Linked DNA regions of Homo sapiens: region 2 is linked to region 1. The links are chromatin loops, found by intact Hi-C in ENCODE. Cell type or tissue: heart right ventricle. All regions are shown on one strand. Links, peaks and the distances in the headings refer to the core of each region. The heading gives the core; the rest is flanking DNA. Region 1 overlaps NFIA (nuclear factor I A). Region 2 overlaps NFIA (nuclear factor I A).

Region 1 (12,286 bases), core at 1,319-9,318:
TAAAAGCTGGTAAAACAGAAAGGTTTTTACACATGCAAATCTGCCCTTGCACCCAATTTCAATTCTCTTATTTTCCTGATCTATATTCCTGCTCTCCAGATGGACCATCAGCTTTATACCAATGCCAGCAACAGCTTGTGTATTGTTTGTTTAAAACAAAGATGATGGATTAAATATCATATGCAATGTGAGGAAAGAGGTTAAGGCTAATATTCCTGTTCTGAAATATATCATTAAGCCAAACCATGTAGCCTTCCCCCCTCACTGGATTTGTATAAATAAAGATTTAATTTTATTTTTCAGAGTCATAAGAGGAAGCATGCATTCATCTAGAATATGGAGCCTTTCCATCGCTCCAGATTTATTCTTGTTCTAAGGCATCATTACCCTCCAAATTATACAGACTTATGTCATTTCACTGAAACACTCATTCACCCATCACATGCCCAGATCCAACAGTAACACTTTTGTTTTAGAATTATGCCAAAATGAGCAAACTTGAAATTCTTTCACCTATATTTGAGTACTATGCAAAATGTCTTGAATCATCTCAAATAAATTCCAACCAAAAAATCTACAATTTCAATACAAAATATACAAACGAAAGAAATCACAGTGTAGGTCTCTCTCTCTGTACCCTCTGCACTATTACATGAAGCTGCCTACAAAACAGCTGCCAGTAGGATGGCCTGCGTATCAAAACCAGCCTCACTATGCAGGTTTCCCGCCCTGGCTGTGGGCTCTGTCCTATGTATTTGAATGTTGTCTCCATTAGAAAAATGATTTAAGGGAGGAAAAATTACATTTAGAAGCTAGAATGGAAGAACGTGCAAAATACAAAGATAATTCCATAAAGGGATTCTGATGATAGGATATCATTTAAGTAGATTATCATCAACGGAAGAATACTGATTAGGGGTTAGAAGTCCCACAGGGAATCTCTCTAGAAGAATCCAAAAGTAGAACTCTCCATTTCTCCTGGATACATGGACATACGTACTGAGTAGAAATGAAGAGCTTGGGCTGGGTGGGGGAGAGCATTAGGAAAAATAGCAAATGCATGCTGGGCTTAAAACCTAGAAGATGGCTGACAGGTGCAGCAAACCACCATGGCACACATTTACCTATGAAACAAACCTGCACATCCTTCACACGTACTCCAGAACTTAAAAATTTAAATTAAAAAAAGAAAAGAAATGAGCAGCTCATCTGGAACAGACAGAAATGCAGAGTCTAATCCTAGACACAGTCCACACATTGGTTTCTGGACCAAACATTCTATTACTCTGCCATTTCTACCAACTGGTCAGGTTAAAACTTTATTAAGGCTGGAATTTGGCCCTCCCCAGTTGCACCATGAAGAGAAAATATTTAAAGAAAGGTGTTTTGCAACTCCTTTGTTTGGGATTAGTGATACAATCTGTAGTGCTACCACCACTTTCTAGATGCCAGCTCAATTACCACCTTTTTTTATGTCAGGAGAGAATAGTAGGTAGGGTGTATGTCTAACGAGACACTCAGCAACACCGTGCAAACTCTGGGATACATGCAAGTTAGTCTAAAACTTTACAATATAACTCTTACAGCAACTTGACTGCTGAAAGCACAGTTAATCCAGTCTTACTGCACTATAACTCTTTACCAGTTTATAATACCGGATTGCCATCTTCTCTTGTTAGTTTGCACATGTGAGCATATTAGTAGACTAAAAGGCATACACAAGCATCCAGACAAATAAAAAGAAACTATGATACAGTATGTTCCCATTCGTGGTATTAAAAAAATGGCCACAAATACATGATGGGTAAAATGACACATTAATAAACTTAACTTTTAAATATGGAAAACTCCCATTCACAATCACAAAATATACATTTTATGTAGGACCTGGATGCTAAAATGTGCGTTAAATGAAACCTATGGTCCCTTATAACTATAACATCCTATGATGCTTTGAGTGTCTTTTTATGTATGTATTTGCTTGGATTTTTTTTCTTGTCAGGGAAGGTAGCTCCAGCCTCCTTCTGGAATAGCTTTCCACCTACATATCTTCCTACTGCAATGACACAAGTTGAGCTGACTGCACAGTGATGTAACTTCAGGATTAAAAGAAAATGAAAAAGAGAGTTCTACCCCAGTCCTTCATGCTATCACCACCAGGGTCCAGCTAGTGAACATTTTGTTTTATCAAAATACTAGAGGCTACACTAAAATGGTTCCTAACAGGTTAGGTTAAAAAATTTTCCTTTCTTTTAACTTATTGAGGGTAAGAGGGAGAAAATTACAAGGAGAGCAGAAAGATTCTTTTATGTTACACATCTACCTATGGAGTACAAATCCTGTGTCCCATAAAGAAAACTCTATTTGTGCTGAATGTATATTTACCATTTCCTGCTAATGAAGTAAAAACTGATTCCAGATGAACAGAAAAAATATTTTAATTTTCACTGAAAATTAATTCCAGGGCAAAAATGCAAGGCAGTTTTTTTAAAACCTATAACTCTGTTGATCCATTTCTGATTTCCTGTGCACGCATTTTACTCCCTAGAATTCTTGGGGAGGAGGAGGGTCAGTTTGTGATAATACAGCATACTTTTACATTCCGAGCAAAAGATTGCTAATTTCTATCTAGAAACCAAAGAATTCACATGTTTTCTTTCCCAAAAGAGAAGGTTTTTTAAACAGCAATAAAATAACAGCATAGCATATTACCTAATAAAACAAGAGTTCAAAGAGCCCTGGGAAAAGCAGAGTTAAAGATGATCACTTAATCAACCTTAACTCACACTAGGATATTTAGCTATTGCATCATTTGCAGTACACAAGTCACACGCTGTCCTCAGTCCACTCCATTGAGTAACAGACAATGCAATGCTTTAAATTTGATTTCCTAATGTCCTAGATGTCAATTTAAGACCTTACAATGCTAATACTTTTATCATAAATGTACTGAAGATTTTTTAAACTGTCCCTGATATTATGGCTAACAGATACTGTTCACAAAATATATTACAAGGCACTAATTAGATATCATAAAATGCAAAGTATGGCCGTGTTCAAGTTTTAAATCTAAAGTGAGAAATTGTAAACTTGAAAGGATCTTATGCCCCAGAAATTTCTTTTGACTTTTAATTTCCAATATTTCCATTCTCCTTAAATTTAGAACCAGCAAGCTATTTAAAAAGTAGTTTGTGGAAGAGCCACTTTCAGTTTTAAATGGACTTAACTGCAGATTGTTAATAACTTCCAAAATGCAAACTGTAGAAGGCCTCGTATGTGCTACCTTGATCACTTTTAAATAAATTTCCAATAATGTCTTTTGAGATGGGACCAGAAAAATGACTTTATTGCTTCCCCAAAGGCTTCACTTACAAGCTTATCACTCTTTTGATGGCAGCTCTGTGTGACTGAAAACTGTCACGGTCACGGCAGACATGAAATAAGTGGACATTAGAATAACAAAACGACCAGAGTGTGCCTGGAATGCTCAACCCTGTGTAGTAACAAACGTTGATTTTGATTCTAACAATATTTCCAAACAATCCTTAAATCTGGCAGACAGAAAGAATACTAATCACCTAGATAAATGTGTTTCTTCTACATTCTGGAGGAGTGCCATAAGAATATATCAAGTTTAGTAAGCTTATGTGAGTGGCTCACTGTCCCACTTGGCATTACTTATTGAATTTCATATTATTTTATTAGGATGTTGATACAGACACTATGTAAAACTCTACAATTAAGTTAATTCAATCTTGTCATCTCACATAATTACAAATATTACAGAGCTCAAACCAAATCAATGGCCAAGTGTACACCACAAGATTTAAACCAATGAAATCTGGTTTGACATACAGAAACCATAAAATTCAAGAAGGGGGAATGAATCCCTTTACCTTGGCCTTGATTATCCAAATATGTTACCCATATAGATCAGATTTCTTTGCGATGTGGGCATAACCTACATGCAGGTAATGAACTACCAACCCTCTAAATATGCAAACTTCTTCCTTCAAATGTTTATTTTTCAAACAATATCAAAGTTGGTAAGACACAGATGAGCAGGGCATACAGAGGCAAGGCTGTTAAAATTTAAGAGCATTAAATACAAATATCTACTCACCAGGTATCAACCTGATGCATGATTACTAATTCTTCACGGAAAATCTACATACTCTCATAATAAGTATTTCTTCACCCAAGAAGGCAAGCAAACACTATAATGAACACACATTTTGATAATAAAGATTTTCAGTTATAATAAGTAACTCAAACCTTCAAACCTAAGAATTGAATGTTTTTTAATTCAAATTTTAAAGTTTCTTTAGTCTGAGTCCATGCAAAACTTTAGCAAGAACTATCACAAGTTATTTCAGTCATACAAATTATTTAATGAGCACCCATGCAATCTATGCCAAATAAAAATGAAGAACAGTGCAATGCCAACTTCTCTGATTAATGCATCCTTAGCTTACATTTCCATACAGTTTCTCTTAATTAAAGACAAACAGAAATTTCCTCTTACTAAACAATTTTACGTTCAAGTTTACTTTCTAGAGCTATTTCTAAAAGTGTATATCATTTGTTTTGCTGAGTAACTGAATTACCTCATATGATAAAGCTATTAATTATGTGGACCTGGTAACAAAGGAAGAGCACTTGGCACAGGAACAGAGACGAGAGAGTTTACTAGTGGGGTGGACTTTGGGCCTTGAGTAAGCCAGGTTTTGTAAGTAACACCAGGGGGAAACATACCTACATAAAAGCTAAAATTACCAATTATACGTGCAAATATTTAAGATTTCACAGGAAAAGATTAGCTAATTAAAAAGGTTTGAATACATTATACCTTTCAAAGGGAGATCATAATTTATTGTAATAATTTTTCTGAAAAAATTAGCCTGAATAATTTCCTGGTTGTATTATAGGAGGAAAAGACCTATAATATCTTTCATATTCTGTACATTTTTTCAAAGACTACTGAGATGTTTTCCTAGATCAAAGCGATCCTCCTCTGGTCTGGATGGCTACAGCAATTATTTCCTTGAATTATGTTTCACACTTGCCCTCTGCTGCTATAACAGCACATTCCAAAGCCAAATGGACCTGGATTCAAATGCTGCCTTTACCACCACTGCCTATTCTGTGTAACCCTGTGGCAAGCTGCTCTCCCGCCAATATGAACTTTATTTAGGTCACTCTCCCTTAACTGTCCAGCCATAATGGCCTTCAGTCTCTGGTACACACACACACACACACACACACACACACACACACACACACACACACACTCATCCCGACCAAACTTTTTGCACTTGGTCTTCTCCTTACTTGGATGCTTAGTATGAATGCGGCCTCATCCTTCACATTCCCATCTAAAGCAGGTCCTCTTAGTTATTCTCTATCACCTTGCCTGTTTCCTTTAGAGATCTATCACATTAGAAATTATTTTGTTTATGTACCCACATACTGTTTCCCACACTCAAAGTGCACACTCCATGAGACCAGGGCTGTCTCTGTGCTGCTCACTGCTGTACTCCCAGTATCTAGCACACTGCCTGGTATACAGTGGGCAGCCAACAACAGTTGGCTGAATAAATAAACCACCTAAAATAATATTGATTGAAAACATCATTACATATAGAATTATTTTCTCCATTCAGATTCCCAGAAGTGATCATGCTGATTCTGAATAAGAATTCTTTTCCTTTCTTTAGCCAGACAATATTTCTTTTTTTTCTTTTCTTTTTTTTTTTTTTGTTCTTTGAGACAGAGTCTCACTCTGTTGCCCAGGCTGGAGTGCAGTGGTGCGGCCTCAGCTCACTGCAACCTCCACCTCCCAGGTTCAAGTGATTCTCCTGTCTCAACCTCCTGAGTAGCTGGGATCACAGGCGCCTGCCACCATGCCTGGCTCATTTTTTGTATTTTTAGTAGAGATGGGGTTTCACCATGTTGGCCAGGCTGGTCTTGGACTCCTGATCTCAGGCAATCCACCTGCCTCAGCCTCCCAAAGTGCTGGGATTACAGGCTTGAGCCACCACGCCCGGCCAGCCAGACGATGTTCCATAATTTGTGCCCCACTGGAAAGCAACTAATGAACTGGTACCTACTTTTATCACGAGATTATAGAAAATTTGAGGCTACAGACTATGTCATATGCTTTCATCACTAAGCTCAAAGCCTTGTACCCAGCAGGTGCTCAATAAATACATTTGAGAGCTTTAATACTAAATAATAAACTGCAGTCTGTCAGGACACCAAATTATCAAGCAACGATTATTAGTGAAATATACGATAACCTTGTAAAACACTCAAGATGTCTGCCAAGTAATAGTAAAACACAAAAATAGGTGCTGTATAGTTACATTAATATAAAAACTATGCCTATATAGTTACATTAATATAAAAACTGTGCCTATCCAGGAATCTACATTTTTTTTTCCTGTTCTTAACATTATTGCAGACTTGACAATAAAGGATTAAGGTGGAGAGAAACTAGTTCCTAAACATAAGACCTTAAACTTTCAGGAGGAAAAAAAAATGGTATTAGGGACACCAAGTTAATCCTATATCACAATCCAGTGATTCATTAGAAACATTCTTCTCTCTGGGGCTCATTCTTCCATCACTATGGAGGGATTTATATCCATAACCTCCATTAACATTAATGGAAGGTAGCCACATAATTTCACCAGAAGTCCACTAGAGAATCGGGCCTATAAGAGAAAAAGCTTTCATTTATTAAGTTTATAAAGAATTCCTAGTATAACACAAATAGCGGTGTCTCTGTTAACTGCCCTGATGGGTGCAATCATGCTGGAGAGGGTGAAATTGAACAATTAAACTAATTCTGCTATATTCACAGAAAATATAGTTCATAAAGCTACATGCTTCTAATACCTTCCTCTCAACAAGAGACTATCCTTTGATTCCCTACTGTAATTTCAAAAGCAAATAGTATTTTAAAAGTATTTCTTGTCATAAAAAAGGCATGCTTTAAAATGGAATGTTCTAACAAAATACACTCACACATGCAGGAAATAAGGAATTTACAAGCCAACACAAGGTCATTATTTAATTTTTAATTAGGTTTCACCTAACAATGGAAAACTAAGTCTTCCTTCATCCATTTAACAAAATGCTCATTTAGAATACTCCATGGCTTAGAAAGCTTCTGAACAGATGTCTAAAATGAGAATTCAAGACTCAGGAAAATATGAAACTCACTTTACTCTGTTCTCAAGTGATGTGATAAACAAACAGCCTCACCCACTGCAGTCATCGTTGATAATTTATTTCTAGAGTCTGATGACTATACGGCAATTCACTTTGCTGATGAAACATTCTTTATTTGGGTGGGATGCACACAGAAAACAACTTAACGAATGTCATTCCCACAAGATAACAGACCATCGAGAAGATGCATGCCAGGCAGTACTGCATCAAAAAACCGCTTTTCACCTATCAGAAGATGCCTTAACAACTGACAGTGTTTATCAAGTGCACAAAACGTTGTTCCTGCTAAGCACAGTTTCAGAGCCAACTCTGTTTCTTCATTAAGGTCATCTAAACTTTCTATGCCCATGTTTTCTGCATATTTGCACTAAAAATCCTTACACTTGCAATTATTTATAGCAGTACTGGAAGTGGCAGATATGTACTGTAAGTTATTTTCATTTTGTTAATTAACTTAGGGTCTCATTTTCACTGTATACAAGGGCTTCCTCAAATTCCTAAGACAATTCTACTGATAACTGAGAACTCTCCTTCTCCAAGGTTATTTTAGGGTCTCTAATTTGGGCTTTGCTTTTATACCATTTAACTTTGTTGTAGCTGAGGAGCCCTAAGATGACAAGAAATCAGCATCATATTTAAACTCTCCCAGGGGAGGAAAAAAGGGGACTCCTCAAAACAAGGCAAAAAAAAAAAAAAACAGAAGACATGGCAGACACTCCTCAGATAACCACTGGAGGAAAGGCAGAATCCAGCTGCAGAGTGAAAGAAGAAAAAGAACAGGGAGAACTGTGGTCTTCACCACCTTTTTAGAGTTTCAAAAGTTTCATACTTTAAATTTATCGAGGGAACGTGAGGTTTCAAATGTACATTTGGGCCAAACTTTATGCCAAGGGATAACATGTCAAAGGCACCATATGTGGACCTTCTCCCTCTCTGGGGCAAGGGCAAGTGGACAAATGTTTTCAACATTGCCCATGAAGTTGGGAAGTTTCTCACGGGCAGCCTTGCTCAAGGGTCAGCACGAGGTAAAGCACGGGTGCTTGCTGAAGGAACAAGGATGGAAGTGAAGCATTACACACTCTATGCATGTGTGCTCTGCCTCCACGTGCCGTGTCCAGAACACACGCTACATATGCCCATCTCCATGCTCTGTCCCTGCAAGTCCCTTGCCAACCTTCGAGGCCCTGCTTTAGGTCATCTCCTTCACAGAAGCCATCCTCATTCTCTCCAGCTCAGAATCAACCCTGTTCTCTCCCTGGCCAAGTAAATCCCTTGTAGTCTATGTGTAAGACAGCATTTAATACATTTTGCCTCTTCCCCTTTGAATCTAGGGACATCTGGAAGGGAAGCCCAGCTTCCTGTTTTTCTCTATATTTCTTCTACCAACCTGTACCATGTTACCTTACTTCCAGTAAGTTATCAATATATATTTGCGGCTGGGTGCAGTAGCTCACACCTGTAATCCCAGGACTTTGGGAGGCTGAAGTGGGTGGATCACCTGAGGTCAGGAATTCAAGATCAGCCTGGCCAACATGGTGAAACCCCGTCTCTGCTAAAAATACAAAAAGTTAGCTGGGCGTGGTGGCCTTTGCCTGTAATCCCAGCTACTCAGGAAGCTGAGCAAAGAGAATAGTTTGAACCCGGGAGGTGTAGGTTGCAGTGGGCCAAGATCGCACCACTGCACTCCAGCCTGGGTGACAGAGTGAGATTCTAACCAAAATAAACAAAAACAAAACAAAACAAACAACAACAAATATATATATATTCACTTAATGTTGAAATGAATACTTCTACCTATGCCAGTGTATTCCAGCTTCCTGTCTGAATATTATATCCACTTTTCTCCTGATTATATTAAAATACCCAAAATGTGGTGTTTGAGATCAAATCTTTTCTAGTGTCTTGAAGGCACTCAGATTACATACTATGAACAAGGTAAATATAGAAAAGTGACAAGAGTGAAAAAAGTCACCATGCATACCATGTCCAAACTTATCAATGATAAACCATTAAAAGATAAGAAGAAAAGTCCAGGTCTTTCTCCTGAGTAACTCTGACATGACCTCAGCTTCCAATGAAGAGCAAATATTGACAATGAAACAGGCCACCCTCAAAGAGAAACGTGCTCCCTTAAAGCCAACTTTTAAAAAAATATAAGAAAAAATAATCTGGAAATAATTTTCCTCTGAAAGGAGAAAGGAAATAATGTTTTTTGCTTTATGTTTTGAGAAAGGATCTTGCTCTGTTGCCCAGGCTGGAGTGCAGTGGTACAACTGAGGCTCACTGAAGCCTCAATCTCCCTGCTCAAGTGATCCTCCCACCTCAGTCTCCTGAGTAGCTGGGACTACAGGCAAAGGCCACCACACCTGGCTGACTAAAAAAAAAAAATTTTTTTAAGATGGGGTCTTGCTATGTTGTCCAGGCTAGAATGTTCATTTTTTTTCTACATAGGTCTTTCTACGTATATAGAATTTGTTGCTATTTTAAGATAACAAAGAAATAACATGTGTTTTATCGTATAATGTTATTTTTGAAGTTTCAAGTACTACTCAGAATCAGAAACCATGTATTATCTCAAAAGTGCTCTTGCCATTTTGTATATTTTGTTTATGATATTACTCAGGGCACAGGAAATAAAAACCATCATGATTTATAATTTTGTGCCGAGACAAAGCTACTGTTCCACTGTCTGTCACTCTACTCTTGTTTTCAATGCTCCCTACATTTGGACTTCATGATTAATCCTTTCAAAAAAAACCTCTTGAAGCATGTCATATCCCTGTTCAAAAACCCTACATGATTCTTACTGCCTAGATCTTTAAATTGGCATTCAATACCCTCCGCTATGTAAACCCCCCATTCTAACCAAACTCGCCAACCGACCTGCTCTAGGACAAATCGTGCATATGTCTGCTTCTGCAGCTGTGCTCACGCCTTTCACCTGCTCTCCAACTCTTCTCTCCACCATGGCCTCTGCTCATTCTCTCATTTCCAAACAATCCTTCATCCACAACTCAAATCAGTTTTACCCAAGAAGCCTTCCAAATGGTCTCAATTCAGCATAAATTCTCTTTCAGATTTCTACCAAACATATTCTCTTTTTTTTTTTTTTTTTTTTCTGAGATGGAGTTTCACTCTTGTTGCCCAGGCTGGAGTGCAATGGTGCACTCTCAGCTCATTACAACCTCCGCCTCAACGGTTCAAGCAATTCTCCTGCCTCAGCCTCCAGAGTAGCTGGGATTACAGGTGCCTGCCACCATGCCTAGTAATTTTTTTGTATTTTTAGAAGAGACTGGGTTTTGCCATGTTGGCCAGGCTGGTCTCAAACTCCTGACCTCAGGCAATCCACCTGCCTTGGCCACCCAAAGTGCTGGGATTCCAGGTGTGATCCCCTGCACCTGGCCCACCAAACATATTCTCATTTGGTATTTAAAAATGTCCCTAAGAAGAAGTATGTTTCATAAAGCACGTCTACACTGTATATCTAGGATGACATCCTTCACCAAACCTAGTACAACTGATACAAACCTGTGAATTAAGAAACTTATCTCAAAGACAGTGATTTATAAGCCTTATAGAATCAAATTAAAGAATATATTGAAAGACTGTAATAAATTAGGATTAGCTATATATTATAAACAAAATGTTTTCAAAAGACGTACCATTTTAAGGAGAAATTTTCATTCCAATCTTATTCCTGATCTTATCACATTTTTAGGGCTAATGAAACACTAGAAATACTATTATAAATGAAGCATGCTAATTTTAATTCCTCAATCCACAGTCACTATAAAAATTAACAATAAAAAATCCTAAATTCTGCAGATGACATTGTATGTCCATATATGCACGATGTAATTAATGCAAGTTCAACAATAATAATCAATGCATATGAAATGAATGTTAGGCCTACAAAAGAAAGTGCAGCAGACTTTTGTGGGTTAGTATGAAAACGTCATTAATCCATTGTATGCAAACATGTCTCTAATTTTAAATGAGTTTTAAAGAAGATAGTTTATTAAATCACCCTCTAGGAAGCTAATGGCAATTGGGTGGCCATTAAACAGTAAGTTTCTGATTACAGATGTGAGCTATCACACATATAAGATCTGGGTAAAAACTACCTTTAATATACACCCTTAATTTTCAACAACAACAAAAAGACAATTACAAGACAATCTTAAGAGTCCAGCAATAGCCAAAAGAAACCTTTGACCATCAATAAATGACAGGAGCAGCTTAAAACTCTTATGTGTGCAAATGCACACACTTATCTACATGCATGCACACATATACACACACATACACCTTCATCATAACACCTAGTAAGTCATGGTTACTCTGTACTACTACATATAAATGATACTGTACCTTGATTTTAATTTCTTGTTATCATTACTTTAGGAACCAAAGTGTTGTGTGTGTTCAATTTTAAAAGTATACTAAAAATGAAGGATTCTAAAAAGAATAGAGAAATATATTATTAAGAAAATTGAAAACATTTATTTTTAAAAGGACACAGCTCAACATACTAAAGACATACTTAAGCTGCCAATTTTTAGAGCATAGTTTTTTTTTAAAAAAAAAAAATCTTTCTATTTTGGACAAATAGGATTAAGCTTCTTAGACAATTCTTTGTTGTTTTGACTTCAACAATTTATGCAAATGAGATGTTAATTAGTGTAATTGTAACTTAAATTATGCTTGTGTAAACCTCTCCATTGGTAGAAAAGTGTGGGAATCTACACAACTGGTATTTAAAGTAGCTGTACTAACTCACTTCTGAAAGACCAGCATAGCAAGATCACTTTCATGTCTTTACAATTTGTTTTTATGAGGTGATAACATTTTTACAAATACCATCATTTTTGGTTTTTTATATTGTAAGTGACAGTCTGACATTTTACAACTGGCTTATTGAAAACAAGAATTGAGCACTCTAGCAGTAACGGACATTAACTGCTGAATAGAGATTCAGATGCTAATGAGGTGAGAGGGGCTCCAGAAAGTTTTGATAAATGCTACACACACTCTAACTAGCTGTGAATGT
Region 2 (12,286 bases), core at 1,552-9,551, 55 kb before region 1:
CACTGCCTCCTCTCCTGTCTCACTTGTTTATACAAGGTTGTCACCCCCAAAGCCAGGTGCATCAGTCTGGATGCATCTTTATCAGCACTGATGCTGGCTTCAAAAGCAAATGTAACAGAAACTATTGGTGTCCTCCCCACATGCTGCTCACACTCCGTGGAGGTCACCTGGAGCTGGGGCAGACATGCTGTCCAACTTGAAGCACAAACACCGTAGTCTCTCTGCCTCAGGGCTTTCTCTGTCCACATGGCAAAGTGGGGCAGGCTGAAAGGGCAGGGGACTTAATGCACTCAGGAGCAACTCTCAACTAGTGAAAGACAAGGAGTTGCTTCTCAGTTAAACAATGAGGCATGTTCTACAGTCTGTCAGGGAGGTGCCCACAGGCAGGGAGCCCAATCTCTCACAGTGATAATCTGCTCATTAGGGCATCCGTTATTGAGTATATGCCCTCACCATACTTCCTGGGATCACCTCCCAAATAAACTATAATACTTGCACTCAAAACCTTGTTTCAGAGTCTGCTTGTGAGGAAACCCAAACCACAGAAACAAGTATTAGCTCCTTTAGCAATGAAAGCCTGGCTTCGGGGTCCACTGCAAACTGTAAGCTCATGCTATTCCACTTCAATTAATTCGTTATCAAACATTATGCACAGAGTATGCATCATCCTTTTAAACAAGTGGATGACTTCCAATAAGGCTGCAGCCTTACCACAGTCACAGGGGCAAACACTGGAGATACACGGATTGAATCCTGATTCCACCTATCTGGTTACACATATCCTTCAGCAAGTTATTTAACATCAGTGATGATCAGCTCCTCCTATATGAAAGGAGGATAATGGCTCCTATATCGTGGTAGAATTGTTTTTTAAGGCATTTGGAAAAGCACCTAGCATATAGCCTAGGCACTTAGTAAAAATTCATCCTTATCACTAATATGGAAGCCAAAAGTATGTCAATATGATTTGGACAAATGTTAAAGAGGAAAAAAATTCTCAAGGTAACAAACTTTTTCCCCTATTACTTTACCTTCTAGCCATTTTTATTTAACCAAGCACAATTCAAATGCTTTGACAAACTAAACTAATTATTTGCCAGTGTGGGTGATATCACCCTAAAAGTTATGGGTAATACTCAACACCAGCTCTAAGTCAATGCCACAGGTACCTCAGCTGACCTTGGCAAATTTTCAAAGTGCAAAGCCATCCTCTACTTCATTTCTGCCTTGATCTCTGGCGATCTAGGGGAAGTGGGCAAAAGTAATAACTAGGGACCCACATAAGATAAATGAGCTCTTGTAAGGTGCCATATACCAATTCATGCGCTCGAAGGGAGATGAATGGTGCCTTGAAAGAGCTGATTTACTGTCTAAGGATAAAGTCTCCTATAGATCTTCATTAAGAATGCTAACTTCCCAAGGTTGATTTGCAAGAGTGGCTACTGTGTGGGAGAAAAGGCAAAAAATAAAGTTTGCAAATGTCAAGGTCTTACAGAACCAATAATAGAGTTGGTTTATTAAAGCTCCTCTCTATTCAGGATGGTTCAAATTTGAGGTGGGAGTTATGGAAAGGGGAGTCACACTAGCTGAAAATCAAGAGAGACTTATAGATTATAATGGTATTCCAACACACACACACACACACACACACACACACACAATAGAGAAAACATTCTTACTATAAACACTGTGCTAAATATAACATAACCTTTTATGATTCAGAACATATCTGAGGATCTTAGCAAGACAGAGTTAATTTCTCCATGCTTTGATTATCTTGTTAGAATAGGGATAACAATAGCTCAAGTTTTAAGCATTAAATGTGATAATGCATATAGCATCACTAGATAAATGGGAAAGTGTTAGACAACTATTACTTTTCAAAATCACGATTATTATTATGACTCTCACTGTGAATTCACCAAATCCTGTTGAAGATGTGTACAGAAGGCATAGGAGATTGAAATAACTTGACACATTTAAAGCAATCTTTGAACTATCTCCGGATAAGCTTCTTTTGCGTTTTTTCATAAATAGAGAGACCCAAATGTGGGAAGGAGGGAAATACAGTTACTTCTACTTTCCTATGTTTGATATTCCCAACAATTGCCAGATTTCCCTGTAGGGCATTTGAAAGGTTTTACCAAGCAAAAATGAAGATAAAGCACGGAAACATAACAAGTATCTCTCTCTTTTTTTTTTTTGGTTGAGACAGAGTCTCGCTCTGTCGCCCAGGCTGGAGTGCAGTGGTGCGATCTTGGCTCACTGCAAGCTCTGCCTCCCAGGTTCACGCTATTCTCCTGCCTCAGCCTGCCGAGTAGCTGGGACTACAGGCGCCCGCCACCATGCCCAGCTAATTTTTTTTGTACTTTTAGTAGAGACGGGGTTTCACTGTGTTAGCCAGGATGGTCTCGATCTCCTGACCTCGTGATCTGCCCGCCGCAGCCTCCCAAAGTGCTGGGATTACAGGTATGAGCCACCGCGCCCAGCCCAAGTATCTCTTGAATAAATGAATTTTTTAAAAATCAGTTTATTGCAATTTGATTCTGCTCATATTAAAGAATGTATACAAGCATAGAAAAAAAAATTTTTAAAGAATATCCATCTATCATTTTATAGTAGTTCTTCAAGTAGTAAGATTAAGGTTAACTGTAGTATTCATCTATGTAGTTTTTCTTTTTCCAAATTTTCTAAACTTAAGATAATATTACTCATTTATAATAAGAAAGAATTTTTAAAAATATCAATAAATTTTATATGAAAAAAGCTTTAAGTGGAAGTAAGCAATCAGAGGGGAGAAAATCCACTCAGCCAGATGTTTTATCTTCTGGTACGCTAAAAAACCAAAATAGATTTTATTTCTATCCTGTAAAACATCTGCTGAGATGAAAGGGGAACCTGGTAGGACTTAGTTTTATAAGGCAATTTAAGAGGACTTTACTATTCATTAATTCATGCCTGCCTCCTGCATACTACGTTTACGCCCCAACTTAAAATGACAGCATTTATAATAAAAAAAATGGCAAAAATTAAAAAGGGTGGGGGAGAATTATCACCCGGTAAAAGATAAGTATGGCCCTGCTAGGAGACTTTCACCAGCTGCCATGAAGCCTTCCACTAGAGGTGACACAGCAGTTAGCTGCAGGCTTTCCTAAGCGGACTCCTGCCTTGCTCTTCGGCCTGGGCAGAACTAGGCACAACTGCTGGAACACACCCTGTTCTCCCCAACCTCTCTGCTTTTCTTTACACATGCCATGCTTCCTATCTCCATCCTGCACCAACCCTTTGCCTCTCAATTCCCACTCATCCTCTGCAACTTGGCTTTGATGGGGTCTCGTGCAGAAAGATAGCCCGGGGCACTCTGCATTAATTCTATCACAAATCAAGCTGTATTGTCTTTGCTTTTCTTTCTCCCCTGGACTATGAGCTTCGTGATGGCATGACTATTACAGTTTGTGGCACAGAGTAGGTGTCAAAAAAATTGTTGCATGAGCAAGTGAGGAAGTGACTGACTATATAGCTAGCTGTGACCTAAGAAGGAAAGAGACACTTGCAGAAGGCAACCACATGAAGATGTAGCTTACCTGTGAAATAACTGACTTACACAGACTATGACATGTGACAATAAATAAATGTAACAATCATCTGCATAAATACTGGCCTACTAGAATAAGGCTTCCTATAGTGTAGGTTCATTTTTAATACTGCCTTTTTTGAGGACCTGGAGGAGGTATGGCATTGTTACCTTGCTAAATACCATTTGGTACTCTACCCTAACAATTACAATGGTAGAAAATGACAACAACATTCAATAATAGTTTTTCCCATCTATAGTTATACAACATTTTTCATAAACTCAAAATCATGATAAGGGCCAGGCGCTGTGGCTCATGACTCTAATCCCAGCACTTTGGGAAGCCAAGGCAGGTGGATCCCTTGAGGCCAGGAGTTTGAGCTCAGCCTGGCCAACATGGTGAAAGCCCGTCTCTACAAAAAATACAAAAATTAGATGGGTGTGGTGGTGCGAGCTTGTAGTCCCAGCTACTCAAAAGACTGAGGCAAGAGAATCACTTGAGCCTGGGAGGCACAAGTTGTAGTGAGCCAAGATTATGTCACTGTACTCCAGCCTGGGCAAGAGAGTGAGATCCTGTCTCAAAAAATAATAATAATAATAATAATAATAATCAATACAGAAAAGTTTAAGTGTCAATGCTGAATAATGCTTTGGTGCCTGGCCTGTTAATATTCAATAAATGCCAAGGTTTGAGATGTGTTTTTTTGTTTTTTTTTAAATCCTATACACTGGCATTGGGGAGGAGGCCACATTTTCAAGAATACCAAAATCTAAGCATGTTCTAGCTACAAAGGTGCTCCTCACTGCATGCCAGGATTCTTCCCAAATAAACAAATCATCTCTTGTTGGGTCCCATCAAAAGTGCATCCAAAAATGCTAGCTTTTCAAATGCAAAGCCCAACTTCAGTCTCAGCAAATGTGACTCAAGCTAAACGTCTCAAAGACATGATCTGTGTCTTCTCATCCTTTTACCCTAGGCATATGTATCCATCATAGTATCAGGCACACAGGAGGTACTCAAAGTTTATCACATAGAACCAAAACAATTTGCCCTTCCACATCATCTTGTGGAATCAAAAACAAAACCACACTCCTCTTTCTCAGTTTTCAATGCAAATGGCAGATGTCAGCTACTCAGTAGTTTTGGAGCACAGAGTAGCAGCTTTATTTACTTACTTCCTCTTTCTCACCTCCCCACTCCAATGCCAGATGAGACCAGGAGTAACAAATTCTTCTAAAAGGTGTGGTATACCATCTCTCTGCCCCTTGCACTGCACTGGATTCATAATTGAGTGTGGAATTCCCCAACCTTTCCATTAAAAGTCCATTTGATTTTTAGACCACATGGAAAGCAAAAGAAACCATCTGCTTTGTGAAGTGTGTGTAGGCACGCTTGCAGCTTTCGGAGCAGGTAACACTGCCTGGGAAAAGCCTCCACAACAGCTTTGCAAACTACCCTGGCCTGCTGAGAGCGCATGTGTTTCAAAATCAAGGAAGGCTGGGAACAGACCCAAGGCAGGGCTTCAGTAACCACATTTAGCCGCCGACCTCTCCATCTGCATAATGCCCTCACCTTCTAAATGTCTCTTCCTTCAAGACACCTCACATCTGAAGGGGGAAAAGATGAGAGACAAAATGAAAGCTGAAAGATAACAAACAGTGCTTACAGTGGAGAAAACAGTCAAATCCAAAAGCCATCCTTGTCTCCATCCACTTCTCTCGTCACCTCTACCCTTAGCATTTATCTCTATTCACTTTTCCCTAACACAGAATAATATTTATTTAGAGGATATTGAGTACCAGTCACTATGCCAAGGACCCTACATCCATTACCTCACTTAATTCTCTTAGGTACCACCCTCACCCCAGCTGTACAGAATAAACTGAGGCTGAGAAAAGCCACCACTTCTCCTGGTTACGCAGCTGGAAATGGGCAGGGCTATGCTGACTGTAAACCCAAGGCTCCCTCTGTGGCATGTACCCTCATTCTCCCAGGAATATCTTCAGAGCCCTGGCCAGAGAGGTGAGAGAAAACATAAAGGGGAATTAGGGCCAGGCACAGTGGCTCACATCTATAATCCCAGCACTTTGGGAGGCCGAGGCAGGTGGATCACTTGAGGCCAGCAGTTCGAGACTAGCCTGGCCAACATGGTGAAACCTTATCTCTATTAAAATACAAAAAAATTAGCAGGGCATAGTGGTGCAATGTCTGTAATCCCAGCTACTCGGGAGGCTGAGGCAGGAGAATCACTTGAACCCAGGAGGTGGAAGCTGCAGTGAGCCGAGATCACGCCACTGCACTCCTGCGTGGGCAACAGAATGAGACTGTCAAAAAAGAAAAGAAAAGAAAAGAGAAGAAAATAAATCTCAAGCAAGGAGAAGTCAGTGACTTGCCCATGATCACACAGTGAATGAACCAGGGCAGGAGGCCAGGTCCCTAGACACCCTTGGTCTTTTCCTGTTTTACTTACTAGCCAATGTGACTCTCTCAGATCTGTCTCTCCTTCAGATTTCCACGTTCCTCAGCAAGAACTACCAATTTTTCTTTCCTAGATAAGCAGTGAACTTTCCAAGGGTATCAAAACGGAATAGTGGAAAGAGCACTGGCTTTTGAGCTAGGGTAAAATCTAGGGGGCTCCAGTCCCAGTCACTGAGTGGCTGTGAAACCCTGGGTAGGACTTACAAGCACTCAGGTTTCAGGTTCCTCATCTGTAATTTGGAGGTAACAATACCTGCCCTCTCTACCCTAATGGAGTTGTCAGAAAAATCAAATGAGAAAATGAACGTGAAGAGTTCCTTATAAAACTGCAAATACTGTACAAATATAAAGGATTATTATTTTTGGATTCAATAGTCTTTCTCAAATGAATGAAGCCCTGTGTAGCTAGATTGTCGAGTTATGTTATAAATAACCAAGAAAAATGTTCTGATTCTTGAAACAATTTTACCAGCCTGCTCTCTCCCATGAAAGGACACTGTTTGTAAAATAAATTAAATCAGCACTCCTTGCTATCTTCAGGACATAAATTGTTACTGGCTGAGGACAGGTAAGGGAATGGATATTTTCAAAGGCATACAGACCTCTGACTATAAAAAGAGCTGACCTTCCCTAGTCTAGAACACAGGGCTTGGGGCAAGATGGAAAAACAAAGGAGGTGTCTGCTTGTTTTACAACAAGAATTATCCAACATGGACTGCCTCATCTCCAACAGTGGTTGGAAGGGCTCAGATGCTAAAGTCAGCTTCTTGTTAAATATTTCAAGGGTGCTAATGGAACCAAAAGATCAACTCTGTTATGCATCAACAGGCTGGCTTTATCCTAAAACCAATTATAAATAAACTTCTAAATACAGCCTGCTTTAAATTTGTATTTTAAAAAATACATCCAACCTTCATGTCATTCGTCACCAGCACATATCCACATTATCTGACTCATCTAAAACCCACTTTTCTCTGGGGATACCATCCTCTGCTTCTGTGACCATTTGCCTCCAGGATCGTGGCTAATACAGAATTATTTCAAATAACTTCTAAAGGTTCCTTTCTCTTTAGGAAGCAGAAATTCACTGCCAAATACACTGCTTCCATTCACAAGATTATTTATGGCACTGATAATTAAATTCCAGTCACGTGACTAAGGAAGCCTGGGTTGAGAGGGGAAAGAACCCAACCGTAATTTCTAGAAAGATCCATAAATTACTGCTTTTCTCCCCTGAGGTTGAAGTCCTTGGAGCTCTATGGATTCTTCCTTAGCACTGACTCTAAGTTTGGAATCATCACAGAAATTCCTTTCTCTGCACTCAGTGACAAAGCTCTTAAGGTAAACTCTTTGAAATTACTCTTTGTATCAGCCCCTGAGGATTTCTAAGGGGTGCACAGGAAATCCCGTTTTTCAAGGACCAAATGCTGCTGTCTCTAGGCAAGCACACAGTTCCTATAAGTACAGAAGATGAGAATTAAGGGTACAACCTTATGACAATCTGTGCTCTCTTTCCCCCAACAAAGGCACACACCATCACATCCACACCCACACAGGTATAGCACCATAGGAATGATAGCCACAGGGAGGAGGATTCTCTTATTCGTCCTCAGATTAGATCAGCAGGCCATTTTCTCCATTTCTTCAAGAAAGACCTACCAAAAACCTTTCCTAAATAAGGAAACTTCTCCTCTTCTCAAATCCTATATTCAATGTTTTAACAAAGATGAGGCTTTAATGAGTCAACGTAGTATGCATTATAGATAACAGTTATCTGTTATTATCACTTGGCTCAACCAGAGAAAAAAATGTCACCACATTTACTTGATTACTTTCAAAATATTTCATAATTATGTTTAAAATAAAAATACAATGAATAATGGCAGTCTAGAAGGAACATTAAACATTTTTTTCTCTAAGAAATACCTTCTAAAATATATCACATTTCGATTTGCTCGGCTTTTTATTTCAAGTAGATGGGTTAAACATCATCATCCTATTGTAATACTTTTTTTAGCCTGGAATAATTTTAGCATTTTAGAATTTTTCCACAGTCCTTTTTATTTAATGGTTTCAGAGAATATAATAAACACCATTTGATAAAAGATTGGGAATAAAAGAAACTGAGAGTGTAAATAAATCTTCCAAGGTTACATAGCCAATCTGGTATCCATTTTAAGGCTTTATACTAAGTATTAACACAAGCAGCCGTGTAGGCATGCCTACATAAACACACACACACACACATGCCACAGAGCAAAGGCAAACACTGCATTAGCAAGTTAGACATTATTCTCTATAAACTTTCTGCCCTTTTCTATTTAAGAAAGAATGTCTCTTTTTTTTTTATGAAACTGAAACAGTTCATTACTGTTTAAAACAACAACAAAGTCTGCTTCTTTAGAAGCTTATCAAGACCAAACACCTTTGTGGGTGCACCATCACTGATGTTGGCACAGCTTTGTGATAAGTGTCCAGCCGTTAAAAAGGCAGGGACACTAATTTTTGCTCAGTTCAGACCCTCTTCTAAAGTTCCAAGGTAAAGAAATGCTTCCTACTATACACCACGAAGAATGCAATTTTGTAGGAAAGTTCAAAATGTTACTGATAGTTATCTTTGTCATTTAGATGGCAAAAAAAGGTCTGGGGGTGTGGGGGAGGGCATATTCCCAGGCAAGAGTTCAAGTTTGGTTACAGTCCTAAGCATCCAGAAATCCTACACAGGCTAGAGTACAGGGAAATGCCAAATGCTATGACTCGACTGTGAGCACCTCCCAAGGCTATTTATTAGCAAGCTGGATTTCTGGGCCTATCCTAACAATGTAGGTCTTGTCCATAATTTGCCCAAGAGCCCTACAGCGTCTTGAAGGTCAGCTCAAGTTCACAGGCATTCCTCCTCCCCCATCGAGGTAAAAGGAAGTTCTAGAAAATGCTGTGGATCAGAGCAGCTGTGAACCTGTCCAAATGCCACTGACATTTTAGAAATCTTTCAGGGAGACAGGTGTGAGATTCATTCACTTAACCTCTGGGGTCAAGGATGCCTTTGGGAACTTGATGAAAGCCACAGCTGATGGTGTCCAGAGGTTGCAGTCAGACAGTTGTCTATGCATGAGGATCTCCAGGGTAGCTCTATATAGCCAGATGAGGAGGCCAACACAGTGCCTACAGGTACTCAATAAAATTGACTGCCTGACCTGTGCTAATTTACCATGCCTTCCAAACAACAAATGCCCAACGACTACATGGTAGGGGTAATGGGAAAAATCTTCCTTTCTGTACCACCAAAAATCACAATATAATGGCAAATAGAACAAATAACATTACTTTTATTTAAATACCAAAGAAGAAAGCTAAAAATCTTTGCTGTTCAAATTCAATCAGAAGAAAACTGGTTTACTCAACTAATATGGCTCAATGACCATTTCTTGAGCAGCTACTATGTGCAAGAAGCCAGGATTCACAGAGAACACCAAAGAATTATAAGGCCATTTCTACCAACTGGGAATTCAGAACCAAGTTGGGGAGAAAAAAAACAAGAAAGAGGTTACTGACATCATGGGCCATGTTTTAAACCGTTCGCTTTCCCCAGTAAGTAACACAGTGTTTGACAATAAGGGGCATTTAGTAAATATCGGTTGACCACCGAACATTACTGAGTACACGAACACCTAACACACAAGGTAGAATGAGAGTACTGAGTCCAGCCAAAAAGTAGGTAAGGTAATTGCACTGGAAATTGTGGACCCCTTTCCACATTTGGTTGGGGGTGTCCATAAAGTCTTCAGGAAGAGCTGATAGCATTTTAAATGCAGATTGAATGACAAATAGGATTCTACTGGACAGAGATGTGAGGATGGAAAGAAGAGCATTCCTTGGGGGGACAAACTAAGAGAATGCAGGGTGAGAAGTGTCCTGGAAACAAACAGCAAGAAATCAAGTTTGACTGGAACACAGAATAGTGGGAAGGAAAAAGGAGTAAATATTTAGAATCCTCTCTTCTGTGCTTGTTACACAGCTGGAAAAACCAGGCTTCAGACCTTCTATGTTGCCTTTTAAGCTTGCAGCAGCAGGGGAAAAAAAACTTGGAATATTTATCTAAAAGCTTTCAAGATCCACTAAAATGACTTTTTTTCCTTTAGGGAGGAATTGACTAAATTTTGCAAATAAAAGATCCCCTTAAACAGAGTCAAGGCTAAGTTTAACAAGTTGCTATTTTATGCATTTAGGCTTCCCACAAACAGAGCCTGATAGGAGGAGCAGAAGTTTCACAGGTTTGTTCTTTGTTTTATATAGCTGCATCTTCTCACCAACAAAATTATGATAAGACAGACTTTGTTTTCTAAACAAACTTAGGGCCTTCCATAAGCAAAGGAAGTAAGTCTTGCTGCAAAAAAGGAAATGCTGATAAGTTGGTAAATGAAAAATATTTAACAGCCATTCATAATTAAGTTTTCAAAAAACTGTGACCAAAGCTGTGGGTTTGTAGACAACACCAAGATTGCTATAGCCAGGGCTTAATTTTTCAAGCCTTAGAAAAGAGATACATAACCTCCATCTTACAAGCATGAAATAGTCCTGGAGTATTCCAAATATATTTTGAATTTTAAGGAATATAATCCAAGAATTTTTCATTGAACACCTTCAAAAATCAAGGTCATAAGAATATGTTGGTGTTCATAATCTTCACATATCTCTAGTTTAGGAAACTGAAGCTAATTCCTTTAAGAAATTCCAAACAAACAAAGTCTCACCCAGCTGTATATTTAATTCTAGTTAATGTTATAAATAATGCTGTTTTATTTAATCATTCCCCATCATAAAAGGGCAATTTACTAGGGTATTTTTTATTTCAAAAACTATAACTTTTTCAAATATATCTCTCAATATATACCTTTAATATACATGCACACGCAGAGACAGCCAATTTAGGCAGAAGTAGGTGTCACTGAAATCAGTTGCTTTAGAAAAATAATGTAAACATAAGTCAATGCTTGCACTTCCACAGAAGCAGTGGTTTTTAAAAATCACAACTGGTCTTTGCACTATTGATTAGGGCTTTGCTTTTCTATATCTGTATGGGTTAATTCCACAAGCTTATATGATTATTAATGCCCCAAGTTAACATAAATATATGTGCTAAACTTGGCTTAAAAATGTATACCTAAAGTAACACAAAAAAAGCTCTGACAATGTTCCCCACTACCTGCAATCAAAGCTCAGACCCACTAGCCCTCTGATGGTCCTTTATCTGATCCATCATGTACATGCAAGGTATCAACTGGCATAAAATCTTCCTAATCTTATTAAGTGTACATCAAAATCTATATATGTGGAGAGCATCCAACACTGGAATTTAAATAACCTTCAGGATTTGAGCTAGGGGTTTTGCCAGGCATACCCAGAAATCTACCAGAGATAAAAATAAGCTGTAAAATGCCTTTGAAAGCTTGGTGGTAGAGAAAATGAAATTAAAAGAAAACTAAAAGGATCATAACACCTAAAACCTGCAAATGTTTTAATGAGAAATAACACCATTTTTGGCTCAAACAAATAACAACAGGATTAATAGTTGTAGATTTGTCCCTTCTACTGAGATCCTTTTTCAAATTATTTCAAAAAATGAGTATGTGAGAGATTGATTTTTAAAGCCATGTAAATTCTCAGAGACAATGCAGACTGACTTAATTATAATCAATAAAATCTACAGACATTGATGCAACCCAGCAGAAACACCGCTACCAAAAAGGCATAGCATAAAAGTCACCCTGTGGCTCCCTTTGTACACAACAGTAATATGACCTTAATAAATATTTCATTCCTTTCAGTGAATAACCAAGCATCAAGATAGCAAATTTTAATAGCTATGAAATAATATCATAATGACTCTACAAAGAAAATGCCTCCTTTAGAGAAAAGTAACCTTATTTTAAAGTGAAAGTTTTAGTCTTCATTTCCAAAACATACTCCAAATCAGTACACGATCATACATGAGTACACTCATCTATCTTCCTTGCCATACAGATTGAGATATTGCTTAAAGAGGTTTTTACAGGGTTATTTTTCTCACTATGGGAACATAAGAAATGTCTTATGGGAAAATATGTAAATTCTTTTTTTGTTTAGACAGAGTCTCACTCTGTCACCCAGGCTGGAGTGCAGTGGCATGATCTCAGCTCACTGCAACCTCCACCTCCTGGGTTCATGCCATTCCCCTGCCTCAGCCTCCCGAGTAG

The links. A loop is a pair of places that touch in the nucleus more often than their neighbours do. Peaks named below come from ENCODE experiments on the same cell type or tissue, not always from the same donor. Only the 100,000 strongest peaks of a DNase experiment are listed, where the experiment ranks them.
Region 2: a loop joins it to region 1, with 1.8 times the contacts of the local background. A loop is called at or near these places in 17 of 110 quality-filtered maps.

The regions. Positions count from the first base shown.
Region 1 is chr1:61,111,665-61,123,950 of GRCh38, reverse strand. The region is part of intron 2 of NFIA (nuclear factor I A); the gene reads right to left. Among named protein-coding and RNA genes, the nearest start is that of NFIA, 35 kb to the right of the region's middle. RefSeq lists a silencer at 9,080-9,374. In heart right ventricle, for the core only: a CTCF peak has its summit at 4,739 (motif pointing right); no DNase peak of the experiment used is centred there; H3K4me3 peaks cover 1,275 bases; H3K27ac peaks cover 7,849 bases.
Region 2 is chr1:61,167,028-61,179,313 of GRCh38, reverse strand. All of the region lies in intron 2 of NFIA (nuclear factor I A), which reads right to left. Among named protein-coding and RNA genes, the nearest start is that of NFIA-AS1, 80 kb to the left of the region's middle. In heart right ventricle, for the core only: no CTCF peak of the experiment used is centred there; a DNase peak (open chromatin) is centred at 5,987; H3K27ac peaks cover 6,602 bases.